2 separate regions of the Homo sapiens genome follow, and region 1 is linked to region 2. A link is an interaction called in ENCODE POLR2A ChIA-PET data of the cell type or tissue named here. Cell type or tissue: B cell. All regions are shown on one strand. Links, peaks and the distances in the headings refer to the core of each region. The heading gives the core; the rest is flanking DNA.

Region 1 (11,257 bases), core at 1,023-9,022, 230 kb after region 2:
CTGTTTCTGTAAAAAGGGAAGGAGAAGGGTGTGTCTGTATATTCGTGTGTGCACACACATACATCCATACACATATGACATACACATGTCCATACACATACACATCATACACACGTCCATATTTACATACACGAACATCCACATGTAGATACAGCTGTACATACATTCGTATATACACACATATCTGTACACATGTCTGTACAGAGTCCATACACATCCATATTCACACACATCCAAATGCATATCTGTATGCACATTCATATACACACATCCACATATATACATATCTTTTCACATGTCCGTGGTGTACACACGTCCATATACATCCATATTCACACAGTCCACATGTGGACATATCTGTACACATTCATATGCACGCATCCGTATATATGCATCTCTTTACACACATACATGTCCATAAACACACGTCCATACACACATATTCATACACACAAACATCCATATGTAGACACATCTGTATATACGTTCATATATACACACATCCATATATATACATATCTGTACATATATCCACACACACATCCATATATACATATCTGTTCACATGTCCGTACACACACATCCATACACATCCATATTCACACAATCCACGTGTAGACATATCTGTATGCATACATTCATATACATGCATCCATATATATACACCTCTTTACACATCCGTATACATACGTTCACACACACGTCCATACATGTCTACATACAGACACATCCATGTATACACACATTCATACATCTGTATGCACCCACATGTCTGTGTACATACACGTCTGTATACACACACCCCTGTATACACACACATCCATGTACAGATACATCTGTACACACATCCACACACATTCATACACACACATCCGCACACACATCTGTGGGGATCGGGGACAGAGAGCATTAAGTAGTGGCAGTGTGGTAATAGTGAGTCTTGTTTTGGCGTCTTTTGGGTAAACTGACCAGCTGGTGGCCATCAGGGGGGCGTGGGGGTGGGGAGCCTACAGGTTGGCGGGGCCATCAAAGATGATATTTGTAGTTGCTCATGACTTTTCCAGAGAATCTTCTTTGCGGGGCCGTGGAGTGTGTAGTGAGCTGTCCCCGTGGCCCATCTGCCAGTGTCTTCCCATGGCCAGGTCTGCACCACTGACCAGCAGAGAAAGTTCTGGCCTCGCTGGCCTTCACAAGGACTTTGGGTTGTACTGTAAGAAAGGCTAGTGTGCCATCATTCGACGTGTCTGGTTGCCGTGTGGAGATTAGTTGCCACCAGCGGGATGGGAGCCGGGAGAGCCAGGAGGATGTTGCAGTGAGACAGGCCGATGACCGGGGCTCCAGCTGGTGAGGCAGCGGAGGTGGCAGAAGTGGTTGATTCTAGACGCGTTCCATAGGGACAGTTGACTCAAGTTCCTGATGGACTGAATGAGGGGGATGTCAAGGAGAGAAGAGGAGTCCCTTACATTTATGTCTGAGTTTGTAACACAGGTTTCTAATTTTGAGAAATCCAGAGTTTAAAAAATTGGGGAAGGGCTGGGCACAGTAGTTCATGCCTGTAATCCTAACACTTTGGAAGGCCAGGGCGGGTGGATCACTTGTGCTCAGGACCTTGAGACCAGCCTAGCCAACATAGTGAAACTCCATCTCTACTAAAAATAAAAAAATTAGCCGGGTGTGGTGGCACGTGACTGTAATCCCAGGGAGGCTGAGGCAGGAGAATCACTTGAACCCAGGAGGTGGAGGTTGCAGCGAGCCAGGATTCCACCACTGCACTCCAGCTTGGGAGACAAAGTGAGACTCTGTCTCAAGGAAAAAGAAAAATTGGGTAAGGATCGGTGTAGAAGGTTGTTAGCGATGTTGTCTCCTGCCCTGTCTGGTCCCAGTTCGTGTGGTAAGGGCTGGGCCTGCTGGCCAAGCCTGTCCTCCCAGGTGACACTGAGGCCGTTTCAGGGCTGGAGTGACCTGCAGCCAGCCATGGGTGGCGAGGCTGAGCGGTTCCAGGCGCAGCTGGAGGTGAAACTGGTGACGGGGGGCAGCCCCGTCGTCTTCACCGGGAACCTCACACGGCAGGTGGGCAGCAAGCTGGCCTTCTCCGCATCGCTGAGCCATCTGCTGAGTGACCAGGCCAACGTGACAGGTAGGAGATGAGACCCCTTCTGTCCCCTCTGCTCTGTGGCCAGGTTAGGGTGTGGTGGCCCAAGTGCCTCCTTATGGTCCTCATCACTGCAGCTTCTCTTAATATCAACATCCCATCCAAGGGCAGATCCAAGCTCCATGTGAGCCCCCAGAACCTCCCCCAACCTCCAACTGCACCCACAAACCTTAAAATAGCAACTTTTGGACTGTTTTTATTCTGACCCACGATAAGAAACACTTGTAACATTTTGACCTAAAATACACTGGGCATTTAAAACACACACAGAGTGAGCAGGTGCTGGCCCTGGTGCTGGAGCTGGGGTAGTGGCGCCTGGGTGTGCCGCTCATGGGTGTTCCGGAAGATTCCAAGGTAAGGACAGGAGCTGGGGCTGGGGGTACTTGGAGCAGTGGCTGTGGACCCCCCGATGTGGGTGTCTGGGAGTCATAACAGCTGGCCCAGTTTCACCTGTGCGTTCTGGCTGACCTTCTGTGTCTCAGAAGCTTCAGAAGGTGAAATTTACCCAACAACCCATGATGGGCTATTCTTTCTTTTCTCTTCTGTCCTGTTCGATTTTGTTTTATTCTACTTTATTTTTGGGCCAGGCACAGTGTCTCACGCCTGAAATCCCAGCACTTCGGGAAGCTAACGCAGGAGGATTACTTGAGCCCAGGAGTTTAAGACCAGCCTGGGCAACATAGTGAGATCCCTGCTTCTACAAAAAATACAAAAATTAGCCAAGTGTGGTGGCACACGTCTGTAGTTCCAGCTACTCGGGAGGCTAAGGTGGGAAGATCGATTGAGCCTGGGAGGTCAAGGCTACAGTGAGCTGTGATCAGGCCTGTCTGTGGCCTGTTGTGCAGGGTGCACATGTTGGCTCTTCAAGGAGCCCCCAACCCCAAGGCCCCTCGGTGATACCTGAGTCCCTTCTTTGCCTGGGGATGGGGGTGCTGGTCCCTGGGGGCTGACCCTCTCATCTGCCTGCTCTCTGTCCCTGCAGCACTGCTGGAGAGGAAGGAGGAGAATGGACGGAGGGTGGCCGCCCTGGGTGCCGAGCTGTTTGTGCCAGGGCTGGTGGGGCTTCGTGCCCTTGGCCTGCTGCAGCAACGGGGCCAGCTCTGGACCAACTCCCTGAGGATCCAGTACAGCCTCCTGGGTAAGGCACTGCGTGCCTGGTTGCGGGGCAGGTGGAGGTGGCAGGGCCTGCCCTGTTTCCTAGGGCTGTGGCTCCGTGAGCTGAGATACGCTGTCACCACGGGGTTTTCCATTAGTCATTCTGTTGGCTCTGAGTAGGACTGAATACCTGCCCATTAAAAAGTGTGTCTGTTGAGGAGACATTCACCCATCTCTTAACACCTCCCCATCGACAGGTTCTAATGGAGTGACAGGTGGAGCAAAGCATGGGGGGTGTGGCTGAGGCCAGGCTGGGCCGGGCCCTCCTTCTCTTGGAGCCCTGGTGGAGGGCTGCCTGGCAGAGGAGGGCAGGGGTCTCTGGGTTGATCCACACAGGTCAGGCAAAGCAGGCGGCACACGAGTGCAGCACCAGCCAGAAGCTGCGGGCAGACAGTGGCTCAGACGGTGCCTACAGGCTGGAGCTGCGCCACGAGCTCCACTGCACACAGATCCTAGCCTTCAGCCACAAGGTGGGTTCCCAGGCCAGGTGCGACATCCGGAGAGAGCACTAGAGTCAGGCAAGTGGTGATCTGAGTACCCTGAACTCATCCCCAAAGAGATGGACTTGCTCACAATCACATAGCCATATGGGAATGGATCCGGGGCTGGAACTTCAGTCTCAGTCTTATGTCTGTTCATCCAGGAACGCTTCAGCCCAGGAGGCGGAGGTTGCAGTGAGCAAAGATGGCGCCACTGTACTCCAGTCTGGGTGGGAGAGTGAGATCTTGTCTCTAAAATAAATAAGTAATAAATTAAAAAAAAATAGTGCTTTCTACAGAACCGTCTCTTCTGAAAACCAGGCTGATATCCCTGGAGTGGGTGGCTATGAGGAGGCCCAGGGACTGGGTGGGCAGGGCCTCCATGGGCAGTTCACCACCCATGTGTGTCCCAGGTCCAGCTCTGGCATGAGGAGGACTCGGGCCACCTGCACTCACAGCTGGAGGTGAGCTACGGGAAGCACTGGGACAAGAACAGCAACAAGAGGCATCTCCGTGTCAGCCAGACCTTCAAGAATGACTCGGGGCCCGCCCTGAGCAATCACTTCATGGAGGTGAGCCTGGCCACTGCGGCAGAGCCGTGCCCCATGAGTCCAGCATGGACGGTAGGAGCTGGGGAACCCCCACATGGCCCTCTGGCCCTGGCTACAAGGATGCAAGCAGCTGAAACTTAGCCTTGGTGACTTTCCCTTTTGCATCTCCAGCCCCATGACCCCATGTCCCCAGGGGTGAGAAACACTTGTCAGAGTGCCAAGGACTGGCAGGAGGGCTTGGGAAACATAGATTTCCACCTGTAAAAATGCATTTTTGAAAGAGCGGTTCGCTTTTAGTCTTTCCCAGAGGGTGGGTTCTTTTGCTGAGTTAGGACTGATGGTGTGCTCAGCAGCTGAACAGGTGGTGGTTCTTACACAGCACACATTTAACCTTGTATGTTTATTTAAAAATTTGTTTAGGGGCCGGGCGCAGTGGCTCATGCCTGTAATCCCAGCACTTTGGGAGGCCGAGGCGGGCGGATCACGAGATCAGGAGATCGAGACCATCCTGGCTAACACGGCGAAACACCGTCTCTACTAAAAATACAAAAAATTAGCTGGGCGCGGGGGCAGGTGCCTGTAGCCCCAGCTACTCGGGAGGCTGAGGCAGGAGAATGGCTTGAACCCCAGAGGCGGAGCTTGCAGTGAGCCGAGATCGCACCACTGCAGTCTGGCCTGGGCGAAACAGCGAGACTCCTTTTCAAAAAAAAAAAAAAAAAAAAAAAAAATTGGTTTAGGATATTTTTTCCCTTTTCACATCCAGTCCTGCAAATGATCTTTTAAATATTAACTTTTAATTTTAATTGTGGCTAAGTATACATCATGTAAAATTTACTGTTTTTTATTTATTTATTTATTTATTTTATTTTTTATTTTTTTGGAGATGGAGTCTCGCTCTGTCGCCCAGGCTGGAGTGCAATGGTATGATCTTGGCTCACTGCAACCTCCGCCTCCTGGGTTCATGCAATTCTCCAGCCTCAGCCTCCTGAGTAGTTGGGATTACAGGTGCCTGCCACCACGTCTGGCTAATTTTTTTGTATTTTTAGTAGAGACGGGATTTCTCCATGTTGGCCAGGCTGGTCTTGAACTCCTGACCTCAGGTGATCCGCTCACCTCAGCCTCCCAAAGTGCTGGGTTACAGGCATGAGCCACCACACCCGGCCATATTTACTATTTTAACCATTTTGGAGTTTGGTGGCATTACATGCATTTACATTCTTGTGCAACCATCACCACTACTTATCTCCAGAACTTGCAAAACTGCAAGTCTATAACCAGGAAATGCTGACTCCCCATTCTCTCCTTCTCCCAGTCCCTGGAAAGCACCATTCTACTTTCTGTTTCGGATTTTTGACTACTCTAGCTAACACAGAGCCGTGGAATCATACCGTTTGTCTTTTTTTTTTTTTTTGAGACAGAGTTTCGCTTTTGTTGCCCACACTGGAGTACAATGGTGCAATCTTGGCTCACTGCAACCTCCGCCTCCCAGGTTCAAGCGATTCTCCTGCCTCAGCCTCCCAAGTAGCTGGGATTACAGTCACCTGCCACCACACACGGCTAATTTTTTTTTTGAGATGGAGTCTCAGCCTGTTGCCCAGGCTGGAGTGCAGTGGCACGACCTTGGCTTACTACAACTTCTGCCTCTGGGTTCAAGCAATTCTCCCTGCCTCAGCCTCCTGAGTACCTGGGATTACAGGCGCCCACGACCACGCCCGGCTAATTTTTGTATTTTTTAGTAGAGATGGGGCTTTGCCATGTTGGCCAGGCTGGTCTTAAACTCCTGACCTCGGGTGATCCGCCTGCCTTGGCCTCCCAAAGTGTTGGGATTACTGGCGTGAGCCACCACGCCCAGCCCTGGCTAATTTTTTGTATTTTTCGTAGAGACAGGGGTTTTACCATGTTGGCCAGGCTGGTCTCGAACTCCTGAACCCAGGTGATCCACCTGCCTCGGCCTCCCATAGTGCTGGGATTACAGGTGTGAGCCACCGTGCCTGTCCTGTCCTTTTTTTGACTGGCTTATTTTACTTAGCATGTCCTCAAGGTTCATCCATATCGTAGCATGTGTCAAATTTCCTTCCTTTTTAAGGCCGAATACTCCATTGTCTGTATAGACAGCATTTTGTTTATCCGTTCATCTGTTGATGGACATGTGGGTTGCTTCCATTTTTTGGCTATTGTGAATAAATGCTGTTATGAACGTGAGTGTGCAAATATCTGATGCTTTCGATTCTTTCTATTGCTTTCAATTCTTTTGTATGTATACCTGGAAGTGTTATTTCTGGGGCGTATGGTAATTCGATCTTTAATTTTTTTTTTTTTTTTTTTGAGATGGAGTCTGGCCCTGTGCCCAGGCTGGAGTGCAGTGGTGCGATCTCGGCTCACTGCAAGCTCTGCCTCCTGAATTCACACCATTCTCCTGCCTCAGCCTCCCAGGTAGCTGGGACTACAGGCGCCCACCACCATGCCCGGCTAATTTTTTGTATTTTTAGTAAAGACGGGGTTTCACCGTGTTAGCTGGGATGGTCTTGATCTCCTGACCTCGTGATCCACCCGCCTCGGCCTCCCAAAGTGCTGGGATTACAGGCGTGAGCCACCGTGCCCGGCCCGATCTTTAATTTTTTGAAAAACTGCCACACTGTTTTCCACAGTAGCTGCACTATTTCACATTCCCACCATCAGCGTATGAGAATTCAGATTTCTCCACATCCTTACCAACGCTCCTTGTTTTTTGTTTTTTTGGACTGCGTTCCACTCCCGTTGCCCGTGTGGAGTGCAGTAGTGCAATCTTGGCTCGCTGCTGCCTCAACTTCCCGGGCACATTCTACGCCAGGGGTGGCATGATCCCATTGGCATCTTGGGGGGGTGGGCATTCTCCAGTTTGTGCTGCAGGTGCCTGAGAGGCAGGTGGATTGCCGCGTGCAGCTTTACCACTTGAGCCTCCGCCTGCCCTATGTGGAGAGCAGCAGTCACCTGAAGGTGCAGTACAATGGGCGGCCGCTGTTTGTGGCAGGCGGGCAGTGGAAGGACACATCTCGGGCCACCCTGTGGAAGTGGGAAGGTGAGTGTTGGCTGTGGGGCCTCCTTGGCTAGCAGCTCAGGTTTCTGATCTCCAGGCCTTTGCTCAAGCTATGCCTCCTTCCTGGAACACCTTTTCCTTTTGTTGGCTAGGCTAACTCAAGACTCAAACTGGGCCAGGCACAGTGGCTCACGCCTGTAATCCCAGCACTGTGGGAGGCCAAGGCGGGAGGACTTCTCGAGGCCAGGAGTCTGAGATCAGCCTGGGCACCATAGTAGGAACCTGTCTTAATTTTAAAAACAAACAAACGAAAACCTTATCTTTAATGAGTGCCGTGATGCTTATAATTACATCGTAACTTCTTACCTTTGCCAGTCAAGTGTCAGGCCCTTCCTCCTTCTCCAGCCTTGTCCCACCCCACTCTCCCCCTTGCTCGTTATCCTGCAGGCTCAGAGGCCTCTTTTTGTTCCCCAGACACACTCCAGGGCCTTTGCATTTGCAGATCTTTGTGTCTCGAAAACACTGTCTGTCACTTTTAAAAAATGAATCCACCGGCTGGGAATGGTGGCTCACGCCTGTAATCCTAGTACTTTAGGAGGCTGGGTGTGGGGGCGGATTACTTGAGGTCAGGAGTTCAAGATCAGCCTGGCCAACATGGTGAAACCCCATCTCTGCTAAAAATACAAAAATTAGCCATGTGTGGTGGCAGGCACCTGTAATGCCAGCTACTCGGGAGGCTGAGGCAGGAGGATCGCTTGAACCCAGGAGGCGGAGGTTTCGGTGAGCAGAGATCACACCACTGCACTCCAGCCTGGGCAACAAGAGTGAAACTCCACCTCAGGAAAAAAAAAAAAAAATTTTATCCACGAATTTTTTTTTCCATTTTTTCAGTTTTTATTTTTATCGAAGCGATACCTTGTTTAAAAGTGAATTCGGCTGTGAGTTGCTCATTGTCGAAGCTGGGTCCCATGGGGGCTCATTGTATTATGCTCTCTGCTCTTGTGTAGACCTGAACTACGTTTTCTAAAAGTTGATTAAAGTTTATAAAGTTTAATCTAAAAGATTAAAGTTTATAAAAGTTGATTAAAGTTTATACATCCTCTTTGTCACATCTGCCTATGTTGTTTGTTTGTTTCTCTTTTTCTTTTTTTTTTTTTTTCTTTTTTGAGACGGAGTCTTACTCTGTCACCCAGGCTGGAGTGCAGTGGCACGATCTCGGCTCACTGCAACCTCTGCATCCAAGACTCAAGCTCTTCTCGTGCCTCAGCCTCCCAAGTAGCTGGAATTACAGGTGTGTGCCACCACACCTGGCAAATTTTTCTATTTTTAGTAGAGACGGGGTTTCACTCTGTTGGCCAGGCTGGTCTTGAACTCCTGAGCTCAAGTGATCCACCTTCTTTGGCCTCCCAAAGTGCTGGTATTACAGGTGTGAGCCACTGTGCCTGGCCCCTACCCCAAGTCTTGCTTAAAACAGTAAGCACGCTAAATTCTTTTAGCCATTTTTTCTGTTTATATTCTCCATATTTAAAAATAATATAATCATGCTGTTATTTCTTGATTTTTCAGCTTTAGGCCTTCTCCATAGGTTTCTTACTAGAGAAGATAAGAATTTAACTCTTAGATTGGTGCCCCTTTCAAATACATATTCTCTTCCATTTTCTTAAAAGAGTTACCTTTTGTTAACATCTGATGCTTACCCAATTATAACTATAAATGTCTTACATAGCTGAGATATATGGTGTCCTATCATGGTGACCTATTGTTTTTTTCTGGAGTTTTGTAATTGCCTTTATTTTTCTATTTGATTAGTTTTCTATAATTTTTGTCTACTAATTACAGAATTTTCAGCAGCATTGCAAAACTTTTTTCCAGGTGGTCAGACACATCAGATTGTTCATTGACTTCAATTAGTTTTGTTATTTTTCTTGGGGACCCTCTTCCTGGAGCCTGAGTCCTGCTCCAAAGACGACCAGTTGCACAGCTGTGGTTCTGCAGCCTCCCTTTTCCATCAACCTGGGAATTCCTTTTACTTCTCCTCTGGGTCACAATCCCTTTTTCTTAAACCTGTGTCATATCTCTTGGTTTATTCCTTTGTTCTGATGGAGTACATCTTTCAGTAGCTTCCAAAGAAAGCATACATTGGAGGTGTATTCATTTCCAAGGGTTCTGTAACTAATTACTGAATTGGGCAGCTTAAAGCAACAGAAATTTGTTCTTTCACAGTTCTGAAGGCTGTAAGTTTGAGTCAAGGAGCCACCAGGGCCATGTTCTCTCTAAGGCTCTGGGGACAACCCTCCCTTGCCTTTTCCAAGCATTTGGTGATGGATGTTGAAGCTTGGTGTTCCTTGGCTTACAGCCGCATCCTCTCTAATCTCTGCCTCTTTTGTCATGTGGCATTCTCCCTGTGTGTGTGTGTCTGTGTCCAGATTTTTCTTTTCTAATAGAGACATCAGTTCTATTGGGTTAAGGGCATGTCCTATTCTCGTATGACCTCATCTTGACTTAATGATATCTGCAATGACCCCATTTTCAGTTAAGGTCGCATTGGGAGGGATTGGGGATTAAGACTTCAATTAATCTTTTGGGGGAACACAAGTTAACCCATCACAGAATACAAACATTTTGAGACCCTAAATGTTGAAAATGTCTTCATTCTACTGGGACAGTTTGAGTGGAGAATTTTAGGTTGGAAATAATTTTCTCTTGGGATTTTGAAGGCATTGCTCCATTGTTTTGAATTAATTGGGAGATCTGATGCTTCTTCTGATTTATCATCTTTTGTATGTGACCCTTTTCTCACTGTCTTAGAAGCTTTTAGGAGCTCGTCTTAGTCCTGTTGGTGGTAAATCTCATTATGAGGTACCTTGGTATGGATCTATGTTCTTCCATTGTACTGGGTCCTTAGCATAGGGTGTTTCAATTTGGAAACATGTCATTTTGGTCTGTGTAATTTTCTCTTACAGTTTCTTTGATAATTTCCTTTCTTTGTTCTGAAATTCCTATTGGTTAGATGTTGGTCCTCAGAAAACTGAGCTTCTAATGTTTTCTCTGTTTCTCTTTTCAAACTCGTTTTTCTTTTTTTCTTTTTCTTTTTTTTGGAGAATGGGGTCTCAGTATGTTGCCCAGGCAGGTCTCAAACTCCTGGGCTCAAGTGATCGTCCTGCCTCTGCTTGCCAAAGTGCTGGGATTAGAGGTGTGGGCCACCGCACCTGGCCTCCTTGTTTCTCTTTTGTTCTATTTCTTTGTCCTTTGGTTCTGTTCAAGAGCCGATTTCCTCGACTTCATATGCTAGCCCTTCTACTAGCATTTTTATTTTGGATTATCTTATATTTTCAAGAGCTCTTTTTTGTTGTTGTTGTTCCTTTCTTACAGCGTCCTGTTCCATGAATGCAATTGTCTTCTCTTAGAGTATAAGTTACAGAATTTCAGGGAGTTTTATCTGTTGCCTCGGAGTTTCCTTTTTCTTTTTATTTCTGTATTTCCTGTTGGAGGCTTTCCCCCAAATGCTAAGCCAGCCTTGGATATGTGCTTATGCTTGAGTCGGCTGCTCAAAATATTGGTTACCCTGTTTTCAAACAGGGTAATTATGTTTTCAGTGTACTCAGAAGCTGCCTGAGGACTTAATTAAAACCAGCAGTTTAGCAAAGTTAGGGATCTGATATTCTGGAGCACAGATTTAAAAAAATCTATTCTCCTTAAAATCCTTTTATGAAACTTCGAGTAAGAGACCCGCTGAAACAGAGAGGAGAGAACACATTTCCACACTTGGCCACCTCTTGACTCTCCTGGATCCCATTAGGGGAGAGTGAGTGCTAGTTCTCTGCCAACCCAGGATTAGGCCCTAAGGCTGCCGTAAAAAGGATCCCAGGAGAAAACTCAGGAATAAAAGTGGAGAAAGTGAGAC
Region 2 (11,257 bases), core at 1,386-9,385:
GCGTGAGGCCACTGACACCCTGGTGTCTCTAGAGAGTTCTAGAGAGGTTATAAGACATCACAGTGTGTATTACACAACTTGTTAATCAAAGGAAATGCTTACCTCAGCCAGCAAAGAGTCTTCGTGACTTGTTTCCTATTTTAAAGGTGTTTATTTGAGGCATTCACATCGTCTGAATCTGGTAAGCAAAGGCGTGGTTAGCATGTTCAGGCTCACAGATTTCCCTGATTAAAGAAAATAGAAGGAAACATCTACTGTGCGAACAGTTATTTGCCAAGATTTCCTTAATTATTCACATGAAATAAATGACATCAAGTGATACACAGAATGTGACATGAGTTGTGTTTTCAAAACTGCCTGTTAGGTAAAAGGAATAGAAACATAAATTCCCCTTCATAGGAGAAAAATGATAATGCCTAACTCTTTAAGAGCATTGCTGGCTGGGCGCAGTGGCTCACGCCTGTAATCCCAGCACTTTGGGAGGCTGAGGAGGGTGGATCACATCACCTGAGATCAGGAATTCAAGACCAGCCTGGCCAACATAGTGAAACCTCGTCTCTACTAAAAATATAAAAATTAGCCAGGCATGGTGGTGTGCGCCTGTAGTCTCAGCTACTTGGGAGGCTGAGGCAGGAGAAACGCTTGAACCTGGGAGGCAGAGGTTGCAGTGAGTCAAGATGGTGCCACTGCCCTCTAGCCTGTGCAACTGGAGCAAAACTCCGTCTCAAAAAAAAGCATTGCTGGTCGGGCGCGGTGGCTCATGCTTACAATCCCAGTGGGATTACAGCCCTGGGAGGCCGAGGCAGGTGGATCACCTGAGGTCAGGAGTTCGAGACCAGCCTGGCCAACATGGTGAAATCTCGTCTCTCCTAAAAATGCAAAAAATTAACCAGGCGAAATAAAAATAGAAAAAATTGGCTGGGTGTCGTGATGCATGCCTGTAATCCCAGCTACCTGGGAGGCTAAGGCAGGAGAATTGCTTGAACCTGGAAGTGGGAGGTTGCAGTGAGCTGAGATCATGCCATTGTACTCCGGCCTGGGCAACAAGAGTGAAACTCTGTCTCAAAAAAAAAAAAAAAAAAAAAAAAAAAAAGCATTGCTGTAGACAGAATACTTTCTTCAATTAAAAATATTCTTTACGTGGCTGCTTTGTTTATGAGATACTGAAGCTAAAAGAGATGAAGAAAGATTTTTCAAGGAATTTTCTTCTCTATAATATAATTAATGATCTCCTACTTGGACTTCTGTAAAAGATTACAGTAAATCGTGAAGTCTTATGGAGGTTTTTGCGGGAGTGGGTGGGAGTAGTTGTCTATTACTGCGTCTTTGAATCTAAAACAGTACCAGGATGGGGCCAGAGGGCATCTGGGCTCTTCACGGATTATATAGGCTTGACCTTGTTAGTACTGCATGCTGTCAGAGCCTCATCCAAAAACCACTGAGATGTTTTTGTGCAGGGGAAATAAAATTTCAAGCACTGGCCTATCATCTAAAGTGACTTCTTTTCTTGACCCAGTAGTTTTCTGGTGGGTTATAAAGTGACTTTTTTTATGCCGAGAACTATTGAAACAATTTATTTTTGTGTACAAATATGTATGTTTTGAATTAACTATAAATATTACGTTATAAAACTTTTTTATTTTTATTTTTATAAAACTTGTGTTTTTAAATTGGAAATTACACTCATTGAATTGTTTTACACATGCAGACACACAGACACACACACACACACAGCGAAACAAAATCCTGAGTGACAGCACCCTGTAACTAACTGTGGTGAGATTTGATTCAAGTTGACAGACTCTTCTGTTTTAGAGAGTAAATGCCTTTGGATTATAACTTACATGTCTTTCTCAGGAAACCAGAATGGGAGGTGGGTAACGAAATATTCTTTTTGGAAATGGAAGAATCTTAGAATAAAATATAAATTCAAATTGCCAATACTGGCTTGACGGTAAAGTGGCAAATCTCACCAAGACAGAGGATTGTGTGCATTACCCTGAGCTGCCACTCATTCATCAGGGGTTTACTGAGCATTTGTTATGTGCCTGGCCCTGTGCTAGGCCCCGGGGATGGCAGGATAAATCCAATGTGGCTTCTGCCTGTGAGGTTCTGTAAGTTTGTGGGGAAGAGGGATGTCTCAGCAGAAGCTTGTGAGACTGTAGAAGGGGTCTCAGGGACACTGGAGGTGCAAAAACTAGCTCTTCCTGGAGTGGGAGTAGGACTAGCTTCCCTGAAGCAGCTGCCCTGGTGCTGGGCCTTGGGAACAGATGGAGGAGCCGGTGTCCCCAGCCAGGACTCCGTAAAGGTGTGGCATTGCAGGAGGGCCTGGTCTGTTCTGAAGAGGGTAGGGTGAGACTGGAAAGCCAAACGGGCCAGATTGTGTGGAGGTTTTATCTCATGGGCAGCGTACCATTTGGCCCAGGAGTGCCATGCCTGGGGTTGTATTTTTAAAAATATAGTAACCATCTCCCCCTGCACTCTCATCTACCCTGCTGCGTATTCTTGGTGATACGTTCCAAGACCCCCAATGAATGCCTGAAACCACAGATGGTACTGAACCCTGTATATACTACACACGAATTTCACTTTTCTTCACAATTTCATGGGTAGAAGATTCGTTCTTACCGAAGATCTTAACATCCTTACCTCTTTTTTTTTCCTTATTGAGACTTTTGCCGTTTCACTTAAAGGAAGCATTTTTGGCTTCTCTTTGGCATATCTGAATTGCCAGCATCACTATCCTTACACTTTGGGGGCCCTTCTAATAAATAAAGGGTTACTTGAAGACAAGCACTGTGATACTGAGACAGTTGATCTGATAACTGCGTTGGCTACTAAGTAACAGGCTGGCAGCATCCACAGCATGGACACGCTGGACAAAGGGATGGCTCGCAGTTTTTGTAATGGCAAAAATTTCATCACACTACTCAGAGCGACATGTAGTTTAAAACTTACGACTTGTTTATTTCTGGAATTTTCCATTTAGTATTTTTGAACCGGAGTTGACCATGGATAACTGAAATTACAGAAAGTGAAACGTGGCTAACGGGGTGCTAGTCCCTCAGTCATCCCCAAGCCCTTCACCAACTCTGCCCTGTATTTCAGATCACCGAAGTGGCCTTGGAGTACAACAACTGTCATGGGGACCAGGTGGTGGAGCGTCTCCTTCAGCACCTGCGGCGGGTGGATGCTCCAGTGCTGGAGTCCCTGGCCCTGGAAGTGCCGGCACAGCTGCCAGACCCGCCAACGATCACAGCGTCCCCCTGCTGCAACACTGTGGTGCTGCCCCAGTGGCACTCCTTCTCCAGGACCCACAACGTCTGTGAACTCTGTGTCAACCAGACCTCCGGGGGCATGAAGCCGAGCTCGGTCAGCGTGCCACAGTGCAGCTTTTTTGAAATGGCAGCAGCTCTGGATTCTTTCTACCTCAAGGAGCAGACCTTTTATCATGTGGCATCAGACAGCATAGAATGCAGCAATTTTTTAACTTCCTATAGCCCCTTCAGCTACTACACTGCATGTTGCAGGACCATAAGCAGGGGTGTGTCAGGCTTCATCGACTCTGAACAAGGTGTCTTTGAAGCCCCTACTGTTGCATTTTCTTCCCTTGAGAAGAAATGTGAGGTTGATGCCCCAAGCTCCGTTCCTCACATTGAGGAGAACAGGTATCTCTTTCCAGAAGTGGACATGACTAGCACAAACTTCACAGGCCTGAGCTGCAGAACCAACAAGACTCTCAACATCTACCTTTTGGATTCAAATTTGTTTTGGTTATATGCAGAGAGACTGGGTGCTCCGAGCTCCACTCAGGTGAAAGAATTTGCGGCAATTGTTGACGTGAAAGAAGAATCTCATTACATCTTGGATCCAAAGCAAGCACTGATGAAGCTCACCCTAGGTACTGCAGGCAGTTTATTTCCCCAAGCATTGTACATTTTGCTTGACTTCATATGGGTAAATTTTATTGATGGCTCTCATTACATTTAGTTGTGGGGTGATGTCACCTTCGTAGCTCATTTTAAGTCTTTAGACCACCATCAGTCATAATTTTCAAAGAAGCTAATTTTGTCTATTAAATGGAACAGAAACTTCCTCACTCTGAATTTTGGATAAGTTTGTCATTTAGCCCATGGTGGGGGTAAGAGTCCCACTTTCTAAATTGGCGATTTCTGTCACATGTCTAAGGTAGAACCAGCTGCAGGCAGTGGGGACTTGGGGACTAGAACAGGCAGGGAGGTGGAGAGCTATTCTGGTGGGATGTCCTAGGGGCTGATGAAAGTGAGCCTTGACAGCAGCTTTGTTCTAAAGGAGCTTAAAGAGAAAGCAGTGGCCGGGCGCAGTGGCTCACGCCTGTAATCCCAGCACTTTGGGAGGCCGAGGCGGGTGGATCACGAGGTCAGGAGATCGAGACTATCCTGGCTAATGTGGTGAAACCCCGTCTCTACTAAAAATACAAAAAAAAAAAAAATTAGCCGGGCGCGTTGGCGGGCGCCTGTAGTCCCAGCTACTCGGGAGGCTGAGGCAGGAGAATGTCGTGAACCTGGGAGGCAGAGCTTGCAGTGAGCAGAGATCGCGCCCCTGCACTCCAGCCTGGGCGACAGAGCAAGACTCCGTCTCCAAAAAAAGAGAGCAGTGAAGAAGGAAGTAGAGCCGCCTTGCCTCCCTTTTTGTCTCATAGGCTTAAATGTCTAAGGATCAAGGCCACCAGACCTAATTTGTTCTGCTGCTGTTTCATAATGTACTGAGTAATATTGCTGGGACCTGGGGTACCTACACTGTAACAAGTGTAAAGTGCAAATAAATAAGTGTCAGTCGCAAACCAGCAAAACCCACTTTTTGAGGAGTAAGGCTCCATGATGAGAAAGCACCCAGAGCTTGCCCCTGGGACTTGGCAGCAACATTGGGCTGACCCACCCTGGCCTGTTCCCAGGAATTTGCTGATGCCCTTGACTACACACAATGAAGTGAGAATTCAAAAGCCACGTTAGTTCAGCCTCATTGGAAACGGGAGGGAGGGTCAGTGTATGCCGAATGGAGAAAGGAGGAATTTGGTAGGGAAGGAAACCTTTCATTTCAAGTTTTAAAGTATGAACTCAACAGTAGACTCAGAGCTTCTACATATGAGTCTTTTTAGCCATCCTCTTTCAAATCTAGGTGAAGCTTGTTTCTTACATTAGACACATTTGTGAAAAGGCTTTATGTAAATATTGATTTTTCTATATCAAGTTACATATTATAAATCCAAGAGTTCCTCACTGTGTAAAAGAACCCTGTGACCAGTCACTTTTTGAAGGGCATAAATCTGTCGATATTATAGATTACTCCCAATTCATGTTATCTAAAGTCATTTTGATGTGTTGAGCTTTCTTAAAATGAAACAAGCATTTTTTTTTTAAATGGGAAAGAGACTCCAGAGAAATGGGGTCAGTGTTCCTACAAGCATGTATTTTTGAGGTAGTCTGTATTAGATTTTCCTGAATTCCATTCAGTAATGCTCAAGTGTTTAATGACCTCATAATGTGTTCACTTTGAATTTAAGGGTAATTGAAAGAAGCCTTCTTTAGATTTCTTTCCATCTTCTGTATCTTCTCTGAAATGTTTAGCCTAGCTGTTCTTTGTCCTGCAGTTAGTGACAGAATTCTTAGGGAGCTTGTAAAAAACACCTACTGTGTGTCATTGTTGGTTTAGAGACTTAACTCATAAATCAGCTGTCTCTAGGCTAGTTTCAGAATTTAGGCTTTATTCAGATTAGGAAATAATTCTTGGTTTCATGTTTCAAAAACATAGCCAACTAAGTGTTTCTCAGATGCTGATCATGAATTCTCTTTAGTATTCACATGACATTCTTCACTTCCTCTTCCATTCTGCACGCTGCATTGCCCATTGCACCTCAAAATGGAGGGAGTTAGAAGAAAGAAAAAGAACTGAAACTTTAGCTGAGTGCAATGGTGGACGCCTGTAGTCCCAGCTACTCTGGAGGCTGAGGTAGGAGGATCGCTTGAGCCCAGGAGTTTAAGGCTACAGTGAGCTATGATTGCAGCACTGTACTCCAGCCTGGGCAACAGAGTGAGACCCTGTCTCTTTAAAAAAAAAAAAAAAAGTGAAATTCAAATTAGTATTGTTTCAGATGAAGCAAAGGACTCTGAAGATGGCAGAATTTGTGGTAAAACTGTTGGTTCAAATCAGGTTTTTGATTATTATGGGTTTTATGTATTTTTCCACTACATATAATTTTTTCTTAACCTTTAAAAAAAGAAACTTAAAGAACCTTAATAAAGGAAACAAAAAACTGTAGCTCCTTGTCCTCAAATTAATGAGCATTTAAACACATTCCACACTACTGTAGCTTGTGCAGTTGTCACATTTGTGGTTAAGCTTAAAGGTCTTAGTATTATAGGGTGAAATTTCTTGAAAAGATGGTGGCTTGTTGATGATTTATACAGTCTCACTTGGTGTCTATTTGTGGACCAGTCCTTTTAAAAAAAGAATAGTCTATGAATATTAGAGCATCTAACATTGCATAGTGTTTTGTTATCCACATTACTGTCTGCTGAGTTAATACTACCAGAGCTAAACCTGATGCCACCCGGGCAGCTTTGTTTGGGGTTTTGCTGATAGGTGAAATGTTAAAAATGTGAGCCTATGAAGTCATTTGAGTTTTTAAAATGTGGAGTTTAAAAGTAGGCCAGCTATTCTCTTTGTATCTAGAGGAGAGTTGATCTCATTTTCTCTTTATTTTTAGAGTCTTTTATTCAAAACTTCAGCGTTCTCTATAGTCCCTTGAAAAGGCATCTCATTGGAAGTGGCTCTGCCCAGTTCCCGTCTCAGCATTTAATCACTGAAGTGACAACTGATACCTTTTGGGAAGTAGTCCTTCAAAAACAGGTATGGAGTCATGAGAGGCAAAAGTTAAGCCATCTGTCCCTCTTAAAATAATTTCCAAACTACAGTTGTTGGGGTGAGCAGCTGTTTTTGATGTATAGAAGAGTAACCACGTGATGGCCCAATTATGGACCGTGAATGAATTACATGTGGTTTTTAAATTTCAGAAAAGTGCTCCAGAAAGCACAGTATTGGAAAGACCTAAAGATGAAAATTTTCACTGTAATATTTGCATAGGTAGCATTTTTCGGGTGCTTGCTGGATTCTAAGCAATGAGGAAAGAAATGAAGAAGAGCCCATTTCCCGGTGCAAGTAACATCTGTCTTCCCTTTCCCACAGGACGTTCTCCTGCTCTATTACGCTCCGTGGTGCGGCTTCTGTCCATCCCTCAATCACATCTTCATCCAGCTAGCTCGGAACCTGCCCATGGACACATTCACTGTGGCAAGGTAAGCAGGCCTCTTCTGCAGCGCTTTGGGCTGTATGCCCATTTTCACTCTTATTTGCAGCTTAGCCATATGGTGTGTGAGGGTCTGCCCATTTTCCATTAACCTTTGGTAGGACTTGGCTGAATTTAATTGTCAGGTTGAAGCCATGAGCAAAGCCTCTTTGAAACTGAACTTTTCCTCATGAATTCTGAGTGTTCCTTCCATGATGTTGATGTTTAGCCCTGACTAGATTCGTAGGTGGCTGAGTGCAGTTCTGTGGGGAGAGCACTGACCTGGTTGCCAGGATGGCCCCGTGGAATACCATGGGACAGTTGCCCCAGGCAATGCCAGTGGGTCCTGGGATCCCAAGCAGATCTCTCCACCAGCCCTGGTTTATCTCATTTGTGAAATTAAAAGGAAAGACCAATAGATATCCACATTCTGGTATTGTGATTCCATGGGTACTGTATGTGCGCTTTTGAGTAAACAAAATTTTTAAAAATATTTTTTGGGAAAAGAAGGCTCAAATACAGAGTCTTTAGATGGGGTAGTAAGCAGTTTTGGGTGAGGAAAACTGTTCACATTTAACCCCCCACCTCCCCCAAAACCCTACAGATAGATAAGAGTTAAATATAAAAAAATCAAAACAAAAAATAGGATTTGCTGATTCCTCTGGGAGATGGAAACTTTCCAAAGTGGAAGCAGTTGGAAAAATAAAGAGAGAAAAATGGACAGATTCCACTAGAAATACGTGCAGTGAAAACAGGGAAAGCAGACAAAAAGGGGGACCATTAATATATTTTCCAGTGTCTCTGTGTCACCTGTTATATGCACTGTAAGTAATAATTAGAATCAAATCTGAGGAGTTACTATGTTGGGAGAGTTTTTGATATACATATTACCTGACTGAGTCCTTGCGACGCTTAGTGAAGGCACTCTAGTTAAAAAAAGAAAGTGCTATTTGTGTTGAGGAGGAAACTGAGACATAGAAAGATTCGACAAGTTGCCCAGAGTTTCAAGCTGCAAATGAGGGGCCAGGATTAAATCAGGCATTCATACTCCAGCCTCCCCGGAAATTAAAATGGTTTAGAAGATGGCTGAGACCGATTCCATTCTGAACAAAGGATGTGAGCAGGTTTTTCTTTTAAGAGGAGAGAGTAAATAAACAAGTGGGGAAATTATAACCTAATAAATGTAAATTAAAACAGTAACAAAGTATCATTTAACATATTAAAGTAATCAGTGGTTTTAAGTGACAGAATCTTGTGTTGATAAAATAAAATGGAAACTGCAGTCAGATGTATCTAATGGAATGAGTACATTGCCATAACTCTTTTGGAAAGCATTTTGGCAACATTTACAAGAAATCAACAAAAACAGTTAACACATTTTTGACCCAGTTAATTTTACTTTGGAGAAGTAATGGAATAGGAATTCCGAAGAAGCATGAGCTCATCATTATAGCATTGTTTACATCCACCAGGAGATGAATGTTTAAGTAAATTATGGCTGGGCATTTAATGGAATTTTTATCCTTCAACAGTGCTTTTCATACAGTTAATGGAAAAGAACAGAGTATGAAATATATGACAACTCTTCTTAAAAATATGTAAGGATATAGGCGAGGTGCAGTGGCTCATGCCTGTAATCCCAGCATGTTGGGAGGCCGAGGTGGGCGGATCACCTGAGGCCAGGAGTTCGAGACCAGCCTGGCCAACATAGTGAAAACCTGTCTCTACTAAAAATAAAAAATTAGCCAAGTGTGGCGGCACGTGCCTGTAGTCCCAACTACTCAGGAGGCTGAGGCAGGAGAATCACTTGAATCCAGCAGCCGGAGGTTACAGGGAGCTGAGATTGCACCACTGCATTCCAGCCTGGGCGACAGAGCAAGACTGTGTCTCAGAAAAAAAAAAGTAAGCATATAGACCAAGCCTGCAGCCTGCATAAGAAAGGGGGGCCTTATTTAGCCCAATGGAATTCTGAGTGGATTTTTACAATGTTTTAATTTTATAGTTTGCTTTCTTTGAAGTAAGAATCAAGTGAGAAAAAGCATTTAATTATGGAATATAGTGTTCACTCCCACTTGTTTAGAAAGGAACACTAATGTTTTAGGTAGGCTGGCACAGGTGAGGCAGGAGTGCTGTTTTGTTAGTAAACTTTTGGTAAATGGTTTTCATTTGGTTATGCCTTTTGTTGCTGTTGTTGTTTTTTGTTTTTGTTTTTTTTTTTGAGATGGAGTCTTGCTCTGTTGCCCAGGCTGGAGTGCAGAGGTGCAATCTCAGCTCACTATAAGCTCCGCCTCCCGGGTTCACGCCATTCTCCTGCCTCAGCCTCCCGAGTAGCTGGGACTACAGGCGCCCGCCATTATGCCCAGCTAATTTTTTGTATTTTTAGTAGAGACGGGTGGCGTTTCACCGCGTTAGCCAGGATGGTCTCGATCACCTGACCTCGTGATCTGCCTGCCTCGGCCTCCTAAAGTGCTGGGATTACAGACGTGAGCCACCACGCCCGGCGTTGTTGTTTTTTTGAGACAGGGTCTCACTCTGTTGCCCAGGCTGGAATGCAGTGGTGCAATCACAGCTCACTGCAGCCCCAACCTCCCAGGTTCAGGTGATTCTCCCACCTTCCCAAGTAGCTGGGACTACAGGCATGTGCCAGAATACCCGGCCAATTTTTTGTAGAGACAGGGTTTCCCCATGTTGCCCAGGCTAGTCTCGAACTCCTGGGCTCAAACAGTCCACCCACCTCGGCCTCCCAAAGTGTTGGATTTACAGGCGTGAGCCCCTGTGCTCAGCCTGGTTGTGCCATTTTTTGAAAAGCAAATTTCATCCTTTTGGACACATACATGACACTTACCGCACCCTCACTCCCCCCAGTTATGCTTTCTAAAAACTTCTGTCAAGGTAAAGATTGAAAACATGTTCATCTTTTGTGTGCACTGTTTATGAATAGTAGCTGAATAGCCCCTCCGCAAGGAGGATGCAGCCCCTTCCATAAAGGATGCTGTTGTGGCTCCATGTCTGCTTAGCCCGAGTGTGGGCGCCCAGCTGTGTGCCCAGCTCTGTGCCAGCTGCCCGGGGCAGGCCTCTAGAGCAGTTGCGGTTAGCTCCCACAGTGATTGAGCACAGGCTGGGTGAGTTAGTACAGATGTCATTTTCTGTATTAGAAAATTAATGTCAAATCTGCTAAGAAAATAGGCTGTTTTTGGTCTCTATCCAGATTTACAACATAAAGAGGGTATAATTTTCCATCTTCAGAGGGGCTTGATGTATTTTGCTCAATGATTTCCTTTCTTTTCCCAGAGCTATTCAGGGATTAAAATACTTGGCTAGATCCTGTCAGGTGAGGAGTGAATGACTCCTCAGGTGTCAGTGCGGCATTTTCTGCAAGTTCATTTTTACTTTCAGGACATCACATTGCCACTCAGTGGAAAGCGTCCACGTAGTAGAATGTTGTATGTCTTGGAAGTATCAGCGCCCAGCTCACACCTGGTAGTACATTCATCGAGAAGGGACTAGCCCAATGTGGGGTGTAAAAAATGCACCAGGTTCTTGAAGTTATCTGAGAAGGTTCTTTCAAGTTGGTGTTTCTTGGGCTGATCATCTGCCATTTCTGTTCTTTCCCTTTACCAGGATTGACGTGTCTCAGAATGACCTTCCTTGGGAATTTATGGTCGATCGTCTTCCTACTGTCTTGTTTTTTCCCTGCAACAGGTAATGCCAAATTTTTGTCACTGGTGGGCAGTTGGGATTCTTTTGTGGAGGTCTGAAAATGAAATGGGTTTAAGATGTAAATCATTCATTATGTTCAAAAAATGTTCCCTTAGGAACCAGGCGTGGTGGCTCATGCCTGTAATCCCAGCACTTTGGGAGGCTGAGGCAGGCAGATTGCTTGAGCTCAAGAGGTTGAGACCAGCCTGGCCGACATGGTGAAACCCCATCAGT

The links. ChIA-PET counts read pairs that join two places held together with the same protein. Peaks named below come from ENCODE experiments on the same cell type or tissue, not always from the same donor. Only the 100,000 strongest peaks of a DNase experiment are listed, where the experiment ranks them.
Region 1: POLR2A ChIA-PET joins it to region 2 with 11 read pairs; 2 of 35 experiments call an interaction of 5 or more read pairs at or near these places.

Annotation. Positions count from the first base shown.
Region 1 is chr16:11,452,997-11,464,253 of GRCh38, reverse strand. LOC400499 (putative uncharacterized protein LOC400499) reads left to right here. Exons shown (of 67, transcript NM_001370704.1): 24 at 1,951-2,137; 25 at 3,135-3,290; 26 at 3,644-3,777; 27 at 4,200-4,358; 28 at 7,215-7,395. Among named protein-coding and RNA genes, the nearest start is that of RMI2, 110 kb to the right of the region's middle. RefSeq lists enhancers at 5,606-5,745, 6,738-7,255, 7,256-7,775. In B cell, for the core only: no CTCF peak of the experiment used is centred there; no DNase peak of the experiment used is centred there.
Region 2 is chr16:11,683,934-11,695,190 of GRCh38, reverse strand. It overlaps TXNDC11 (thioredoxin domain containing 11), which reads left to right. Exons shown (of 12, transcript NM_015914.7): 8 at 3,109-3,901; 9 at 6,746-6,888; 10 at 7,225-7,334; 11 at 10,946-11,026. Among named protein-coding and RNA genes, the nearest start is that of SNN, 21 kb to the right of the region's middle. In B cell, for the core only: no CTCF peak of the experiment used is centred there; DNase peaks (open chromatin) are centred at 4,970 and 5,880; H3K4me3 peaks cover 1,466 bases; H3K27ac peaks cover 4,530 bases.